Linked DNA regions of Homo sapiens: all the other regions are linked to region 3. Evidence: chromatin loops called from intact Hi-C (ENCODE). Cell type or tissue: endothelial cell of umbilical vein. All regions are shown on one strand. Links, peaks and the distances in the headings refer to the core of each region. The heading gives the core; the rest is flanking DNA.

Evidence for each region. A loop is a pair of places that touch in the nucleus more often than their neighbours do. Peaks named below come from ENCODE experiments on the same cell type or tissue, not always from the same donor. Only the 100,000 strongest peaks of a DNase experiment are listed, where the experiment ranks them.
Region 1: it touches region 3 in a loop (3-fold over the local background); 4 of 110 quality-filtered maps call a loop at or near these places.
Region 2: a loop joins it to region 3, with 4 times the contacts of the local background. A loop is called at or near these places in 4 of 110 quality-filtered maps.

The regions. Positions count from the first base shown.
Region 1 is chr1:94,326,524-94,332,821 of GRCh38, reverse strand. The region is part of intron 2 of ARHGAP29-AS1 (ARHGAP29 antisense RNA 1); the gene reads right to left. Among named protein-coding and RNA genes, the nearest start is that of ARHGAP29-AS1, 82 kb to the right of the region's middle. RefSeq lists an enhancer at 4,992-5,503. In endothelial cell of umbilical vein, for the core only: CTCF peaks have their summits at 2,474 and 2,682; DNase peaks (open chromatin) are centred at 2,711 and 5,391; H3K27ac peaks cover 1,686 bases.
Region 2 is chr1:94,041,978-94,048,275 of GRCh38, reverse strand. It overlaps ABCA4 (ATP binding cassette subfamily A member 4), which reads left to right. Exons shown (of 50, transcript NM_000350.3): 19 at 1,183-1,357; 20 at 3,532-3,663; 21 at 4,801-4,940; 22 at 5,378-5,515. Among named protein-coding and RNA genes, the nearest start is that of ABCA4, 76 kb to the left of the region's middle. RefSeq lists an enhancer at 3,418-3,918. In endothelial cell of umbilical vein, for the core only: CTCF peaks have their summits at 2,345 (motif pointing left) and 2,546 (motif pointing left); DNase peaks (open chromatin) are centred at 2,495 and 3,735; H3K27ac peaks cover 3,393 bases.
Region 3 is chr1:94,157,716-94,164,013 of GRCh38, reverse strand. It overlaps LOC105378858 (a long non-coding RNA gene), which reads left to right and starts at 2,286. Exons shown (of 4, transcript XR_947605.4): 1 at 2,286-2,316. In endothelial cell of umbilical vein, for the core only: no CTCF peak of the experiment used is centred there; a DNase peak (open chromatin) is centred at 3,013; H3K27ac peaks cover 236 bases.

The DNA.
Region 1 (6,298 bases), core at 614-5,613, 170 kb before region 3:
TAAAACCAAATATGGGACATCCCTGTGTTTAAAACTCACCTGGTCACTCTTAACCCCTTATATGTAGAGTTCCCTGACAACATTTCCACTTCATTTCACTGCCCTGAGCTCCTCTTTCTCACTTCCCTTCTGGCTTTCAGCCTTCAATTCTTTTTTTTTTTTTTTTTACTTTTATTTTAGGTTAAGGGGTACAAGTGCAGGTTTGTTATATAGGGAAACTTATGACATGGGGGTTTGTTGTACAGATTATTTTGTCACCCAGGTACTAAGCCTAGTACCCAATAATAATTTTTTTTTTTTTTTTGAGACGGAGTCTCCCTCTGTCGCCAGGCTGAAGTGCAGTGACATGATCTTGGCTCACTGCAACTTCTGCCTCCCAGGTTTAAGCGATTCTCCTGCCTCAGCCTCCTGAGTAGCTGGGACTACAGGCATGCACCACCACGCCCAGCTAATTTTTGTATTTTTAGTAAAGACAGGGTTTCACCATGTTGGCCAGGATGGTCTCAATCTCTTGACCTTGTGATCTGCCCGCCTCGGCCTCCCAAAGTGCTGAGATTACAGGCGTTAGCCACTGCAGCCGGCCTTAATAATTTTTTTTATCTTCTCCCTCCTCCCACCATCCACCCTCAGGCAGGCCCAGTGTCTGCTGTTCCCTTCTTTGTGTCCGAGTTCTCATCATTTAGCTCCTACTTATAAGTGACAACATGTAGGATTGGTTTTCTGTTCCTGCATTAGTTTGCTGAGGATGATGGTTTCCAGCTCCATGTTTCTGCAGAGGACATAATCTCATTCTTTTTTATTCAGACTTCAATTCTTTTTTCTTTTTTTATTTTTAGAGACAAGGTCTCCCTCTGTCACCCAGGCTAGAGTACAGTAGCATGATCTTTGCTCACTGCAACCTCTTCCTCCTGGGTTCAAGCGATTCTCATGCCTCAGACTCCAGAGTAACTGGGATTATAGGCATGCGCCAACATATATGGCTAACTTTTGTATTTTTAGTGGAAATGGGGTTTCACCATGTTGGCCAGCTGGTCTCAAATTCCTCCTGGTCTCAAGTGATCTGCCCGACCTGGCCTCCCAAAGTGCTGGGATTACAGGCATGTAATAGCTTTCAATTCTTGATACATTTCTTATACAAATTAAGTTAGCTTTGGAGATTTCATCTTTCATATCCAAGGTCTTTTGCTAGACAAAGGATAGTCCTCTCTATGAACAATTCTATTTCCGTCTTTAAAATTAATGTTTTTAGGCCTATTACATAAATTTTCTGCACTACTTGTATAGAATTTTAGAATCTTAATGCTAAAAGTAAAATTAGTGCAAGAGAGGTATTAATTGATAACTGAGTCTATTTGTGTTTTTGCCAAAGAATGAATAGATGTGTGTCCTCTAAGGTCCTTCTCATAACTGTCTATCACTTCATGTATGATTTCAGCTCAATATAATTCAACAGTATTTATAGAGTCCCATTTAGTTCTAGAAACTATACTAGGTCACTTTGGGAGATTACAAAGAAATAAAATTAGCTTCTGCTCCTAAGAAAAGGATATCATTTACCCAGAGAAAAGGCAGGACAAAATGCAGATGAGAGTGGGGATGGAGAGAGATAATTAGATAGTTTTTTTTTTTATTTTTTTATTTTTTATTTTATTTAAGTAGATAGTTTTAAACATGTTTCGGTAGCACTCAATAAATATTTTTGAGTGGATGAATAAATGAATGAAAAGGCAATGGTGTGAGAATTTCAAAAAGCAATTGGAAATTCCAGCCTCAGAAGGATAGTCAAGGAATGACCTGCAGAGAGATGATAAATAATGGCCATGTGCACTGGCTTTTGCCTGTAATTCTAACACTTTGGAAGGCAAAGGCAGGAGGGTCAGTTGAGGCCAGGAGTTCAGGACCAGCCTGGGCAACATAGTGAGAGCCTGTCTCCACAGAAAAATAAATAAACTAGCCAGTCATGGTGGCGTGTGTTTGTAGTTCCAGCTACTTGGGATGCTGAGGGTAGAGAATCATTTGAACCCAGGAGGTCGAGGCTGTAGTGAACCTTCATCGGGCCACTGCACTCTAGCCTGGGCAACAGGGTGAGACTCTGTCTCAAAAACAACAACAATAACAACGAAATGATAAATCATGGGCTTGAAGGTTTACATGAGGTTGTTCAGTACAGTGTGAGAAACTGAACAAGCCAAGTCTAGAATCCCTGGAGATACTTACAGGAACAACCTGAGCAAAGCAAAAGAAGACTATAAAGAAACCATCAGAAAAGAGAAAACAATCTGTCAATAGAGGTAACACAGAATCACAAAAAACTAGAATAGAATAAGATGGAGAAAAACTTTCTCCTTTGGTGGCCATCAAACCAGCTGCTTCAGCAGAGGAAGGGGGAGTAAAAATCAGAGAGAGGGGAGTTTCATTTATGCAGGGAAGGAAAGAAGTGGGTGGTGTTGGCTCTGCACATTGGAGGAAGAAATGCACAGAGCCAGAGAAGACTTGAGCAGGGCTGGAGGCTGACAGGAAGGAGTTACTGCAGCTGGGAGAGAGGAATGGGCTTACTGATGGAGCACCAACCTGCTGGAGGTCAACCGTCAACTGCTGAATCCATAACAGTCGGGTTCTCTGTTGCCAGAGAGGTTTTAGCTTTGGAAAGAAATGGGGCACTGTGTTCTCAGAAACAGCAGAGGGGGCTAAGAAGAAAGAGTGTGTTTTGAGGGGAGAACAGGGAAATCGAGAGTGAAACTGTCCTTCCCACCATCTCTTAGAGTGAGAGAGCCAGGTAGGGCTGTTGTCCTTAGACAGTGTAAAAGTTTTGAAAAGGCAGCAGAAAGTCAAAAGAGATGACCCCAAGGAAATGAGGAAGGCGAGTGTTATCATCTGTGGACTGACTACAATTCACTCACAGCAATAGCTAATATTGGAGTTCTTATTTTTTCTAGGTGCTTGAACACAGAACATCTCACTTAACTCTTAGCACAATCCTTAAGGTAAGTATATTAAAATTCCAATTTTGAGATGAAGAGACCAAAGCACACAGAGGTCAGGGTGGGGGTGGGGGTGGGGGAGAGATTATACCACTATGGAGCTAGGCTTCAAACCAGGTTGTCTCACTCCAAAGCCCATGCTCAAATCTGTCTCCTACTATAGGCTACCTAATCTTTCCCATCACTTCTTACGAATATTATGCTCTGTCAGCCCTGTTCATGATTCCTCAGCCCTATTTCCCACTCCTGGCTGTGGGCCTTCTCAGAGGCTCTTCTTGTATCAGAAATATCCTGCCTGCCCAGCAAACCATTCATTCCAAAACCTCTTCAAGGATTTCTTCATAGGTACTATTTCTGTGATGACTTATTTGTTTAAATGAATCTGAGATTGAGATGCTCTTGCTCACGCATACAATGCATTGCAATTGTACAATGCATGTGTGACAGATGCCACTAGCTTTCCGGTCATTGGATGCCTACGCTTATGGATACTTTTGTATCTATGCTGATGTCAGCACCTCCAGGGGGAGAGGACTGTTTAATCTCTTCCAATTCCTCCTTATCAATCTGTATTCTATGATGTTAGTTAACAAATGCCATTTGCAGAATATCATGATGTTGCTAATAGATGTCCATTTATTCATCTTCTCTATAAACTGTAGTATAGTGGCCAAAATTCAAAAGCCTGAAAACTTCTATAAGGATTTTATTCCGGAGGTCACTTTCCCTAAAATTTGATTGTTTTGTCTGCTGAACTCATATATTTCTAGGTATTTGGTAATTCCACCTTGGTTGCTTTATCTATACTTTAAATATTTCAATTGCTCCCGAGTTGCAAGGCTAGCATTTTTCTGCTTCCTCCGTAGTCCATTTTTTTTTGAAAGGTACTAGATTTACTTGGCTCTGATTTCCCCAGGTATCTTTATGATTCCTAGGAGCCATCCAAATGCTGCATGAAGGCAGTATTAATCTCTGCAGCTTTTTCTTCCCACTCAGGAGTTGTCTTTTCTTGAGTTACTTAATTTATTGGAAGCGAATTCCTCATTGTTCTTAATTTATCACTCTCTGATACTGTTTCCATTTCTGGTACATTTATTGGCCTCATGAAGGCAAGACCAAAAAATTAAAGTAAAATAAATTAAAATAAACCCAAGTTTAATGTTTCAATTTCCTGGATGCTCCTCCTTACCCACAATCCCTTTAAGATATTTAAAGAATCTTGTATCATTGAGGTGTCTTCTAAGGCTGTCCTTCCATCACTGTCTACTTTACATTTTTTTTTCAGTTCACTTTTAAAGCCTCTTAGTATTGTTTCAAATGCCCCCACCCTTTTCTTCTTTTTAAGCGTGCTGGTTTTATAAACCGGGAACCTTCTGTTTTCCCATGGTGACATTTAATCATTATCTTCTGTGTGATGCTTCTTCATTTATTAGTCTGAGCAGTTAATTCATTTCCTGGACACAGGATTTATAAGAATGTTTAATTTGCCTTATTACCCACTTTGTTTGCTCAATCAACCCTTTGTTATAGTATCATGTTTTTCTACTCCTACTTAGCATCTTCATTCCACTTCATTCTACATAATCAACTCTCCCCCTTCTTTTGAATGACTTAGCTACTGTGGTCTATCTTTTTTGCCTTTCTCTCCATGATTTTAGCATCTTGGTTGATTAAAGAAGAGCTTCCTCTTAGCTTTCTGCCTGCTGATTTTTAGGATTGAAGTAAAAGACAATTTAATTTTGGGCTCATAGCATATCTTCTCTCGTGCCCATAATCATGTGTGACAAACTCATTGACTTAAAATAAGCAAATTATTATTTTCATAAAACAATCATACTTTTTTTCTATCATTTCCTACTAGTTATAGGACATTTCATCCCCTTAGGTCATCCTGATAGTCATCAAAATCAGTTTGAAACACTTTTACATGTTTTCCTTTAAAATATTTCATTTTCATGAACACTTTCTTCTTGGTCTGAAAACATCTGCATTTGCTGATACTTGTGTTTTACATGTTCCTTCTTATGTTTCTGATGGAAATATTTTGCTAATCTATATAAGCTTAAACTTCTGTCTTTTTTGGAGGGGCGGGGGTAACTTTTTCTAAACTAATGATGCAGTCATTCTTATCTGGAATTCATCATATTCGTGGCACAATCTCAAAGAACTTCATGGATAAAGATAGCTGCCTTGGAGCTAGACACTCCGAGGCATGAAGGGGTTAAATCATGATCGCAGCGACGGCGACCTAACAAGAAGGCGGTGATGGAACCCAGAGAAGCCAGCATTCTTAAGTCACTTCTCCCGTCCCTCTCGCCCCGCCCCCGCCAGTTCATCTCTTTTGTTGCTGGCTAGTTTCCTCTGATTGTAATTCATTCTGTATTCCTTCCTGCCCCTCTGTCTTGGCTAATTGTTCTTTCCCACACTACGGGGTTTTAATTTCCTCAAGTTATCGCCTTATCACTGGAGTTTACACTTCCTCAGCTCTTTGGGCCTGTCTCCCGCTCACCACTGAGTTTTGGTGACCCTTGCCCGACCGCTCAATTTCCACTGTACCTTAGTTTGCAGATCGCTGAAGTGGGACTGTTATTTCTCCCACTTCTCCCAAGGCAGCTGCATCAGAGTCCAGTCATTTTAGGACAGTTTTGCCAGTTAAGAACTATGTCTGAACTCTGTGGTGATTTTCATGGACATTCCAATGAGTTCCACTAGCAAAGCTGGAAGCTCCAACGATATGCCATCATTCTCTTCCCCAGATCACTACATTCCCCCAAACAGCCGTTTGGCTCTGTTTATCCTTATTTTTAACTTTGAAAGGAAATCTAGCAATAAAAATTCTATTTTGCTCTGAGTGGTACATTCACTGACAAGCAATTTTCTCCATGCTTTAAAAGTTGGAGTGACATTTTGAGCAAACTCACTATCTCAGAAAATGTCTTCACGACATGGTGCTGACCTAGGAATCCCATCAAATGCACAGACTCATCAATTTTCTTTACATTAGGTTCAGAGGAGAATCTTAATTTTCTAAAATTTCTTAATTTCCACGCCTTCTAAAAATCTCTTGTCATTATCGCATTGTGAGGGGAGGGAATTCGATATTAAATACAGACCACTTTGCATTAATTCCAGGGTGTCAAGAGTTAAAGGGAACGCACAAACCCAGTGTTGCTATTTTGTTTTATTTTGCTCTTACAGGATGGATCCTTCCTTTTCCTCTCAGTGCCTGGGGCTGGGGAATGAAGTGTCCTCTGCCTGAGGAGGTGGAGTGGAGGCCTTCGTTTTAAGACCAGGGTTCTGATTACACCTGACAGGGC
Region 2 (6,298 bases), core at 652-5,651, 120 kb after region 3:
AAGGCTTTTCATTCCCTAAGCATACGCATTTCTCTGTGGCCAAAATGCTCTGGGTTTAGACAGGCAGCACAGCCCCTGGGCTCTGCCTGACAGGGCAGGAGAGGGTCTGGCCTTTATCCCTCCAGCCCACCCCAGGGGCCATTTCATAAAACTAAAGCCAGAGACCTGCAGCCCCTCCCAGAGTTAGACTGCAGTACACCATGCCTCTGGCAAGATCCTCCTCCCACAGTGGAAAGTCTAAGCCAAATCAGGAGGCTGGGGACTGGTTCCACCTCAGTTGCAGGCAAGGCCAGGAGGCACGGATAGAAGAAACAGTGGACTTTTTCCCCCTAGGGAAAGAAATGCTTAGAGCTACAGTATTAAGATGACAAATTAAGCTGTGCCATATAGGGTGAAATGAAGCAGGGATAGATGGGAGGTCAGGGAGAAGTGAGAGCACTCGGTGAGGGTCTGCACTGGAGGGGGCATGGGAGGAAGAAGGAGGGGAGTGGGGTTTGAGGGATGGTGATGAGGAAGCGTGGACTGCCCTACCCACCTATTGGAAAACCTGGGAGTTCTGAGGAGCAAGAAGCCTTAGTCAAAGTCAACTCAAAGATTCAAGCCAAGGTGACTAAGAGAATGGCGGTCCAGAAAAGGTCATGGGAGAATCTGAAGGCAGATGTTGTTTTGGGAAGATGAAGAACCTAAGCCGCTTCCAGAAATTCATGAGGAAATGCCCCGTGGACTGTTGGCAATGAGGGCCTAGGACCAAGGTTGAGCTTGGGGCCAACTCTCCCTATAGACAGTGAGTGCATTCTGACAAGCATGGGCTCTGGGTTCAAATCCCAACTCTGCCACTCATGCCTATGTGTCCTTAATAGGACGCTTGATGTCTCTGTGTCTAAGGTTTCCTGGACTATGGAAATGAGCCTAATAAATGTCTACCCCTTAGGACCATTGTAAGAGTACATTGAGGTAATTTGTGTAAAGCAGTCGAAGCAGTGCCTGGCATATAGGAGGTGCTGTATAAACGTTTGATGCTAGTATTACTATTATTATTCTGGAGTCTTCCTTGCAACGGTGATAGCCGAAGCCACAGGGGCAGGTGACGTTATAGGCAGAATACAAGGGCCTGGAGACAGAGCCCTGGGGCCATGTAATTAGGCATTATGTTTACATCATGTTCATTTTTTTTCCTCCAAGACTCCTTCTTTGAACGTGAGCATCCAGGGTGGGTTCCTGGGGTATGCGTGAAGAATCTGGTAAAGATTTTTGAGCCCTGTGGCCGGCCAGCTGTGGACCGTCTGAACATCACCTTCTACGAGAACCAGATCACCGCATTCCTGGGCCACAATGGAGCTGGGAAAACCACCACCTTGTGAGTCTTCCAGCAGAGAAGCTGGCTGCCATGCTAGCCTGTCATTTCCTGGCTTAGTCTTTCCCTATCAGCGGCTGTCTACTCTTTCCCACAAATTTTAGTGACAAATATTTGCGGCCCCAAAAATGTGTAAAAGCTTTCTGCAGTATTCAAAGATCACTAATATGTATTCTCTTGATGGGGAGGTAGAATACGTTTATTGCCCCTTTTGTGTGCCGGGGAAGTGGACATTCATTCAGAGAGTTGAAGTGACTTTCCTGAAGCCACCAAGTTGTCATGGCTCAGCGGGGGCAAAAGCCAGGCACCACAGTTGCCTCTTGTTTCTCACACCTTGAGTCTTTCCCCCCATCTCAACAGTCCATGGTGGTGATCAAGTCATGGCCACTGTCATCATGTGCATGGAAGCTATAGAGTCCTCCTATTTCCTTTCTCTTTTCTTTTCTTTTTTTTTTTTTTTTTTTTTGAGATAGTAACCATTACCCATGCTGGAGGGCAGTGGTGCGATCTTGGCTCACTGCAACCTCCGCCTCCCAGGATCAAGCGATTCTCCCACCTCAGCCTCCCAAGTAGGTGGGACTACAGGTGCATACCACCATGCCCAGCTAATTTTTGTATTTTTTTTTTTTTTTTTTTTTTTTAGTACAGACAGGGTTTCACCATGTTGGCCAGGCTGGTCTCGAACTCCTGACCTCAGGTGATCTGCCCGCCTCAGCTTCCCAAAGTGCTGGGATTACAGGCGTGAGCGACCGCACCAGGCCGAGTCCTGCTATTTTCAAGGAACATTCCTTTTCCTACCAATCATTAGGCAGGCTTCAACATCAGCTGATGAGGGTTAGTGGTCGTTCTGGAGAAAGTGAAAAAAGAATCAGTCTCTAGAGGGGCTTGTGGAGTAACCGCCTGGTAACAGAAGGTCAGGGCAGGGAAGGCAAAGGGGCTCTGCGCGGATCTCTCAGCTCCGCAGGCGCCCCACTCTCCTCCAAGGGACCCGAGCGCCATCTGCTGAGAGGAGAACACGGCCCGCCATGGTTTCCCAAGGAGCAGCAGACACGGACCTCGCAGGGGGCAGCGAACCCACGTGACACAGTCTTCAAGTCCTTTGGAGAGCCCCAGGAAGGAACAACAGCGTGTACACCCTGTGATGGAATGTTCTCTAGGGCGGTTCAGTGTGAATGGAATGTGGGGCCGGTGCCATTCTAATTGGTTCTGTTTCCCTCTAGTGGTTGATCGCGGAGATTTCGGCTTCTCCATCAGGACAAGTTCAGATAGCCTGAGATGGTATCAGAACTCAGGGACAGAGCTGGGTGTGGCGGCCCTGCATCCATCTGCTTTCTCTCCATGCTAACTGATATGGTCAGAGAGCTGGAAGCAAATTCCAGGACCCCAGGGCTCCGCAAAGGCAAACACATTACTTCATCGGCTGCTGACATGCAACTTCCCCCAGGGGTTAAAACAATGTTTAATACTAACAGTAATAATATTTTTGAGTTTTACTTTATGCTGGCGCTGTTCTAATGTTGTAAGTGTATTAACTCATTTAAGCCTTACAACAACCTAAGGACATGGGAGTCATAGTTCCCATTTAAAAAAAAAAAAAAAAAAAGCCCACCATTGCTCTGAGGCTTTTTATGTTTTGGATCCAAAGCTAATATTGGTGGTGGTAATTCCCATGCCTGGCTTCGATCAATTAATCAGCAAATGCCTAGGACTGCTTAGGGTTCTGGCCTTCATCAAGACCTTACCCGGGCTTTATGATGATGACACCTGGCTTTTCAATAGCCATGACTGCTCACCCAGGAGGCAACGCCTCGAGTCATGCACCGAACACCTTTTATTGATCCTCTCCAACACCAGGCTCCGTGATGGCTGAGCTGGGGACACCTGTGACTGCACGTGAACATTTTGAGGCTGGGAATCCCAAAGGCCCTCGGCGTTGGCCTGGGAGCACCATGAAACAAGTAGAAGCAGAGAAGGATGGCAGAGGTGGCCCTCTGCATTAGGGCCTGGATGTATACACTGGTGCTAAGGGGGCCCCACAGCTAATAGGGGTTTGAGTTTGACTGACAGCCCCAGGCAGGAATCTGTGAGAGTTCTCACTGAACCTGGTGTGGGGGTGGCCCTCCTAAGGCATGTTGCTAAAGGCCATCTCTTCTGCCACTGACGCCTGTGTTCTGCAGGTCCATCCTGACGGGTCTGTTGCCACCAACCTCTGGGACTGTGCTCGTTGGGGGAAGGGACATTGAAACCAGCCTGGATGCAGTCCGGCAGAGCCTTGGCATGTGTCCACAGCACAACATCCTGTTCCACCAGTAAGCGACACAGGAACTGAGACCGCCCCATCCCCTCTCCTCACCTCTGCCCCCAGCACACTTCTCTAGAGCCCAGCTCAGGGGTGCCAGGCCTGGGCACAGGCAGAGATACAGACTCTTATTTGGTTTCCCCTATGTTTAAAGTCCTTTGTCCTACTTGCAGTGAGAATTGTCCCTGAGAATATGGGACTCTGCCTCTGCTGCTCAGAGCTGAGGGCTCCTCCCTCAGAAGGGTGAGGCTGCCTTCGCTCTGACAGAGCAGCTGATCGATCCCCGAGCCCCTTGTGCAGCCCTGAAGTACTTCCTCTCTGGGACCAAAGACAGGAGAACCATTGTTCCTTTTTCCTGTTGAAGCCACGGCCTGAAAGGCAAACTTTTCAGGGGGCTTTTCAGTTACTTTTTTTCCCCAATAAGATATCTTTTATTTCTTATCTAAGAAGCTACGCATAGTCATTGTGAAAGAAAAAAAAGGAAGGGAGGAAGGAAGGGAGGAAGGAAGGAAGGAAGGAAGGAAGGAAAGAAGGGAGGGAGGGAGGGGAGAAGGAAGCGAGGGAGGGAGGGAGGGGAGAAGGAAGGGAACAGGAGGGAGGAAAAGGGAAGGGGAAGGAGGAAGGAAAGGGAAGGAGGGAGGAAGTAAATATAGGTAAACAAAAAATTGAAAATAAAAGTCACCTGTAATTTCACTACTCAGAGATAACCGCTGAGTTATAACATTGGTATATAATTTTTTAGAACTTTCTCCTATACATGTATAGATAGATAAACACATATACTTCAAAATGATAAAGAATAGTAAAACTATGCATACAATTTTATAACCTGACTTTTTTTTCAAAAAAAAGGATTGCTTTTTTAAACATAAGATATCAGGAACATCTTTCATGTCATTACATATTCTTCTATAAAATAATATTTAATGTTTACAGATTATTCCATTGTATGCATGAACTATGTAAGCCATCCTCTTATTAGATATTTAAGCAGGGTCTGCTATTTTTGTATTGTATCATAAACACCACCACAGTGAGCATCTTGATTGCCAAATCAAGAATACTTGTCCTCAATTATTTCTGTAAGATCAGCTGCTGGAAGTGGAAGTGCTAAGCCACTGCTTTTCTCGTTGTCCCATCCTCCTAGCCTCACGGTGGCTGAGCACATGCTGTTCTATGCCCAGCTGAAAGGAAAGTCCCAGGAGGAGGCCCAGCTGGAGATGGAAGCCATGTTGGAGGACACAGGCCTCCACCACAAGCGGAATGAAGAGGCTCAGGACCTATCAGGTGCTCAGAGCTGGATGGAGACAGGGCCACAGATGGCAAATCCATGGCTCCCCAGTGCACCCAGGAGGCAGGGGAGGCTTGGAGCAGGAGAGCTTCTAAGGGTGGGAACACCTCTGTGAAGTTACACCAAAAATCTAAGAGCAGCCCCCAGATCATTTTCCCTGCAGAGCACTGTCTCACAGCAGCCTGGGTTTTATTTGTCCTGAGATTGATGTGCTTGAACAGTCTTCAAAGGGTCTGATCCGAGGAGGTGAGGGTTGCCCTTTCTGCATTTACAAAGCCTGAACAGTATTAGGGCTTTGAACGCTATAAACATCTAAGAGGCAGCACCAAACCACTGCTGGGTTAAGGTACCCCCACAATGCCACTTGCCCTGGGCCTTTCTCTTCCTCACCCTCCACAGCCCCTTAACTCTCCCGTCCTTCTTGTGCCTCCAGGTGGCATGCAGAGAAAGCTGTCGGTTGCCATTGCCTTTGTGGGAGATGCCAAGGTGGTGATTCTGGACGAACCCACCTCTGGGGTGGACCCTTACTCGAGACGCTCAATCTGGGATCTGCTCCTGAAGTATCGCTCAGGTAACAGCTGCTGCTCAGTCTCCTGGGCTGGGCTCTCACTGCAGCCCTAGCTGTGGTCCCCACTCTCTCACCTGCCATTTTGTAGCTGAGTACAGGAACCACAATGACTACACTCAGAAGGGGGTTTATCAGTGACTTGGTGAATCTAAGTTCCAGCTAAAGCCTCCTGAGGTTTTTACAAATATAAACAGAGAATCACTGATGATGCAACCTACTTCCCAAAATATTTTAGAAAATTCTCTTGACCTGCAGCCCTTCTGTCTGGAATAATGGATGCTACTCTAGGTGAATGTCTTCTCTGACCATGGGGACCCAGGTCACCTGCAAACATACCTAGAAGCTCCATAGCTGTCAGATGACCACTCAGGACCAGTGTGAGGGTGACCTGCTGGGCATTCAGTGCTCCAGAGGGTGGCCACAGATGGAAGTGGCTCCTCTGTCATGGCACCTCTCAGACAAGGGGCTCAGATCAGAAGAGACAGCAAGCAGAGCTGAGTGCCCATAGAGGTAACAGCACGGTTCAACCCCGTGGTCAAGCCAGAGCTTTCCCCCTTGCTCTACTCACACAGCGTTGCCCCGTGCCTTTCTCTGAGGGTTTGTCATCCTGAAATCCTCATTGCTATTTTCTTTCTTTCTTTTCTTTTTTTTTTTTTTTTTTTTTTGAGACAGAATCTCGCTCTGTCGCGCAGGCTGGAGTGCAGTGGCGCAATCTCCACTCACTGCAAGCTCCGCCTCCTGGGTTCGAGCCATTCTCCTGCCTCAGCCTCCTGAGTAGCTGGGACT
Region 3 (6,298 bases), core at 828-5,827:
TGTATCCCATGTGAGTGCTCACCAACGGGTGACCTCAGCAACGGCAGATTTTAATAATCAAGTGGATAGAATGACCCATTCTGTGGATACCACTCAGTCTCTTTCCCCAGCCACCCCTCTCATCGCCCAACAGACCCATGAACAAAGTGGCCATGGTGGCAGGGATGGAGGTTACGCATGGGCTCAGCAACATGGACTTCCACTCACCAAGGCTGACCTGGCTACGCCACTACTGAGTGCCCAATTTGCCAGCAGCAGAGACCAACACTGAGCCCTCGATGATCAGCCCCATTCCTTGGGGTGATCAGCAAGCTACCTGGTGGCAGGTTGATTATATTGGACCTCTTCCATCATGGAAAGGAAAGAGGTTTGTCCTCACTGGAATAGACATCTACTCCAGATATGGGTTTGCCTATCCTGCATGCAGTACTCTGCCAAGACAACTATCTGTGAACTCGTGGAATGCCTTACCCACCATCATGGTATTCCACACAGCATTGCCTCTGACCAAGGCACTCACTTTACAGCTAAAGAAGAGTGGCAGTGGGCTCATGCTCCTGGAATTCACTGGTCTTATCATGTTCCCCATCATCCTGAAGTAGCTGGATTGATAGAATGACGGAATGGCCTTTTGAAGTCACAATTAAAATGCCAACTAGGTGACAATACTTTGCAGGGCTGGGGCAAAGTTCTCCAGAAGGCCGTGTGTGCTCTGAATCAGCATCCAATATATGGTACTCTTTCTCCTATAGCCACGATTCACGGGTCCAGGAATCAAGGGGTGGAAGTGCAAGTGGCACCACTCACCATCACCCCTAGTGACCCACTAGCAAAATTCTTGCTTCCTCTTCCCGCGACATTACGTTCTGCTGGCCTAGAGGTCTTAGTTCCAGAGGGAGGAATGCTGCCACCAGGAGACACAACAATTTCATTAAACTGGAAGTTAAGATTGCCAACTGGACACTTTGGGCTCCTCCTACCTTTAAGTCAACAGGCTAAGAAAGGAGTTGCAGTGTTGGCTGGGGTGATTGACCTGGACTATCAAGATGAAATCAGTCTACTACTCCACAACAGAAGTAAGAAAGAGTATGCATGGAACACAGGAGATCCATTAGGGCGTCCATTAGTATTACCATGCTCTGTGATTAAGGTCAATAGGAAACTACAGCAGCCCAATCCAGGCAGGACTACAAATGGCTCAGACCCCTCAGGAATGACGGTTTGGGTCACTCCACCAGGAAAAAAACACAACCTGCTGAGGTGCTTGCTGAAAGCAAAGAGAATACAGAATGGGTAGTAGAAAAAGAGTCATCAGCTATGACCATGTGACCAGCTGTAGAAGGGAGGCTGTAATTGTCATGAGTATTTCCTCCTTCTTTTGCTAAAAACATGTTTGTGAATGTATGCACTTGTACTAAGAAAATATCTTTATTTTGGCTGGGTGTGGTGGCTCCCACCTATAATCCCAGCAGTTTGGGAGGCTGAGGCGGGCGGATCACCAGGTCAGGAGATCAAGACCATCCTGGCTAACACGGCGAAACGCCATCTCTACTGAAAATACAAAAAAATTAGCCAGGCATGGTGGCGGGCTCCTGTAGTCCCAGCTACTCAGGATTCTGAGGCAGGAGAATGGCATGAACCCGGGAGGCGGAGCTTGCAGTGAGCCGAGATCGCGCCACTGCACTCCAGCCTGGGCGACAGAGCGAGACTCCGTCTCAAAAACAAACAAACAAAAACCTTTCCCTTTATCATGTGACAGAAGATTTATTGACTTCATATCAGCATTTAAGCAGTGTTAACTTTATGTAATAGTGTTTGGGTTGGGGATTGGTGCATTTCCGGTTGTACGAAGGATAGTTGTATTATGTGAATTGTAATTATGACCTTGTTATTGTCTTTATTTGAATATTATGTATGATCTCAGGAGATGTGTATGGGTTCAAGTTGACAAGCAGTAGACTTGTGATGGTTAATACTGAGTGTCAACTTGATTGGATTGAAGGATACAAAATATTGATCCTGGCTGTGTCTGTGAGGGTGTTGCCAAAGGAGATTAATATTTGAGTCAGTGGGCTGGAAAAGGCAGACCCACCCTTAATCTGAGTGGACACCATCTAATCAGCTGCCAGCAAATAAAAGCAGGCAGAAAAATGTGAAAAGGAGAGATTGGCCTAGCCTCCCAGCCTACATCTTTGTCCCGTGCGGGATGCTTCCTGCTCTCGAACATCAGACTCCAAGTTCTTCAGTTTTGAGACTCAGATTGGCTCTCCTTGCTCCTCAGCTTGCAGACATCCTATTGTGGGACCCTGTGATTGTGTAAGTTAATACTTAATGAACTCCCTAATATCCTATTAGTTCTGTCCCTCTAGAGAACCCCGACTAATGCAGCAGGTATTCTTAACTGCCTTTTTCAGACAAGCAAATAGACTTCAAAGAAGTTAAATAACTTACTATAGGTCATATACTTAATAAGAAAGGGTGGTAAGACTTCAACTCAGGTGTCTTTATTATAAATTCTGTATCACTTCTAAATTCCTTCATCTTCATTTTTAGGTCAGAGCTGCTATAAATCATATACTTTCAGACTGTATTTTTTCATTCTAGTTGCAAGGAAATTGAAGTTAAGGGTTATCACATCCCAACTCCAATGTAACTTTTAGTGTGTATGTATAAAAGTTTATTCATTTAATTAAAACCTTTGTGTCTAAAATTGCTGAAGTTCTGGGTTGCAGTGAGTTTTGTAGGTTAAATTTTGTTAATGAGAGAACAACACAGCAGATGACAGAATTAACAAGTCCACCCCTCCACCCTCTGTCCCAGAAGAACAGTTTAGAAAACAGTGCTGTGATGGAGAGCTGTTGAAGACATAAGCATATGGAATAGAGCTTGAAGGAGATCACTTAGCTTCTGCTCATAATCAGGAAAAGGGTCAGCAATCCACGTGAGAAATAGGTCCTTCATTAAGCCACCCTCTGTGGGGATGATGACCTAAATTCCAGTTTATTTTTAGAAGCGCAATTGACAGGGATTAGTGACTCACTGTGAATGTGGAGTTGGGAAGCGTAGAGAAAGGGATGCTTACCATGGAAACCTGAGGACAAATAGTGTAAGTGAAAACAAGGATTCCCGGCTTCCTTGCTCCTTTGGACAGAAGGAGGTAAAGGTTGGCAGGTTTAACCTTAGTATTCTAGAAGGAAGCCATTTATGATTAGGACTGTTTTTAGATACATTATCTTCTGATTTGGTGAATTCCCTCAAAACTGGGAAGCGTTAAGTCAAAAACTAAGTAACCATCTACCAGGATTATTATTAGGTAGGAAATTGAGATAGATGGTCTGTACAATCTTTCAAGTTCTGAGCCTGAGTCTATGCCTTTGAATTTAAAATGAAAGAGATGTTTCTAGGTGCTGAAAATCTAAAATCACTGCATTAAGCAATTGCAGTATTTTTATTATGTCACTGTTATGAATGTCAGCAAGGAGGCATTTAAACCCCATTACCTAGGAGACCTCTCTAGAGTGCTGGGGGGGAAAAGAATTCTATCTAGAGTAAAAATATCCTTCAGAAATTTAGGTGAAATACAGATGTTTTCAGACAGAAAGGAGAATTAGTTACCAACAGCCTTACATTAATTGAAATTCTGATGGGAGGTCATTAGATAGAAGGAAAGTAATCCCAGATGGAAATACAGAAATGAAGAAAAGGATGAATGCAAAATTAGCTGGGCGTGATGGTGCATGCCTGTAATCCCAGCTACTTGGGAGGCTGAGGCAGGAGAATCGCTTGAACCCAGGAGGTGGAGGTTGCAGTGAGCCAAGATCATGCCATTGCATTTCAGCCTGGGCAACAAGAGCAAAACTCAAAAAAAAAAAAAAAAAAACAGAAAGAAAGAAAAGGATGACGACCTCTAGAAAAGGTAAATATAATGAACATCAACTGTTACAAAACAATACTAATATTGAGAAGTATAAAATTTATGCAGAATTAAAATGCATGACAGCCATAATGGAAAAGGCAAAAAGCTGGAGTTAAAGTATTATAAAGTTCTAGCACTATCAAGAAAGTGGTAAAAGCAATAATTTGTATTAAATTTATCAAGATGTGTTTTGTAACATCAAAAAGAAGTTAAAAGACGGGAAAATAGAATACTAGGGTAATTCAAAGAAAGGCAAGATTGAAGAAAAAAGGATAAATGAAACAGTGGGTTAAATAGAAAGTAAATAGTAGGATGGTAGATATAAACCTGCTTAAATTAGTAATCACATTAAATGAAAATTGACCAAACATTCTGAGTACTAACCTACTGTTGTTGGACTAGGAAAAAAACAAAATCTACCTACATCCTGTCTAGAACAGACACGCCTTAAATAAAGGTGCACAGGAAGTGCAAGGATTGAAAAGGATACACCTTGGAACCAATGAAAAAACTGGTATAGCCATACTAATGTCAGATAACACAGATTTTAAGTCAAGGAGGATTACTGGAGATAAAGAGAGATATTCCATAATGATAAAGAAGTCAATCCACGAAGAAGATTTCAAAATTCAAAATAAGATCATTTCAAAATATATAAGGCAAAAATAGACAGCTAAAAGGAAAAATGGACAAGTCCATAATCATAAGGGTTGCTTTAACACACCTCTGAAGAGACAAAAATAAAATCAAGACCACAGTTAACAAACTTAACCTAACTGACATACAGAGAACACTGTCAACCGTGACAAAATTCATATCTCATTTAAGCTCATATTTAAATTTTACCAAAATTGACAATAAGCAGGCCATACAGAAAGCCTCAAAACATTTCAGAGGGTTGAAATTATTCAAAATATGCTCTCTGACCTTAGGGAAATTATGCTGGAAATCAGTAACAAAAGATAACTAGAAAAATCCTCAACTGCCTGGAGATTAAACAGAACACACTTCTAAATGATCTGTGGATCAAAGAAGAAATAACAGACACTAGAAAATATTTCAAACTGAACAGTAGTGAAGACGTGCCATATCAAAAATTGGCTGCAGCTAAAGCAATGCCTGGAGAGAGATTCTTAGCCTTCACTACATGTCTTGGAAGGTTGAAAGGTTAAAATCAATTAAACTTTATCTTAAGAAGCAAGAAGAGGCTGGGCGTGGTGGCTCACGCCTGTAATACCAGCTCTTTGGGAGGCCGAGGTGGGTGGATCACCTGAGGTCAGGAGTTCGAGACCAACCTGGCCAACATGGTGAAACCCGGAAACCAGTAAAACAAAACAAAATTAAAGAAAAATAATAAAGCTAAGGACTGACTCTTTGAAAAGGTTAAGAAAATTGATAAACCCCCAGTAAAACTAATCAATCAAAGAAGAGGAAAAATAACATCAGGAATGAAAAAAATATTACTAGAGACTCTACAAACATTGAAAGATATGATGATATAATGAACAACTTAACACCAATTTGAAAATTTGAATAAGAACAAAATTAAGGACAAAATAAACTGACAAAAAATCTGGAGAGTCCCCATCTACTAGTGGAAATTGAATCAGTTATTTAAGACATTTCCACAAGGAAAATGTAAAGCCTCACCAGTGAATCCTTTCAAACATTTAAGGAACACATTACCCCAATCTTAAGCAAATTCTTCCAGTAAATAAAAAAAGAGAATACTTCCAGACTCTAAAAGTTCATCCTCACCTTGATGCCAAAACCTGACAAAGACATCACAATATACAGAAAAGCAACTCTCAGTATATTAAAAGAACCGTATATTACTACCAAGTGGGTGACTTTTTTGTGTGTGCAAAAGTGGTTTAACATTTGAAAAATCAGTCAACATAATTTACCACATTAATTTTCTTAAAAGGAGAAAAGTATAGCTATCTCAATAAATAAATGCAAATTTAAAAAAAGATTTTATAAAATTCAACAGCTATGTATGATTTTTAAAAATACACTTAGCAAACTGTAGATATGACTTCCCTAAACTGATAGAGAAACACTCTTCAGGAGACTATTTAGTGGTAAAATATTTAAAGGTTTGGCCCTGAGATTGGGAATCACACAAGAATACCTACAATTACAACTTCTAGTCAACATTGTACTAGAGATTCTAGCCATAAAATAAGGCAAGAAAAAGAAATGAAAGGCATAAAGATTGGAAAAGAAGAAGTGAAATAGTCATTGTTTGCAAATAATATAATTATTACATGGAAAATTTAAAAGCATTTATAACCTATTAGAATTTGAATTGGAGGTGAATTTAGAAAAAAAAATGCTTAAAATTCAGTATTCACAAGTCACTTATATATTAACACCAAA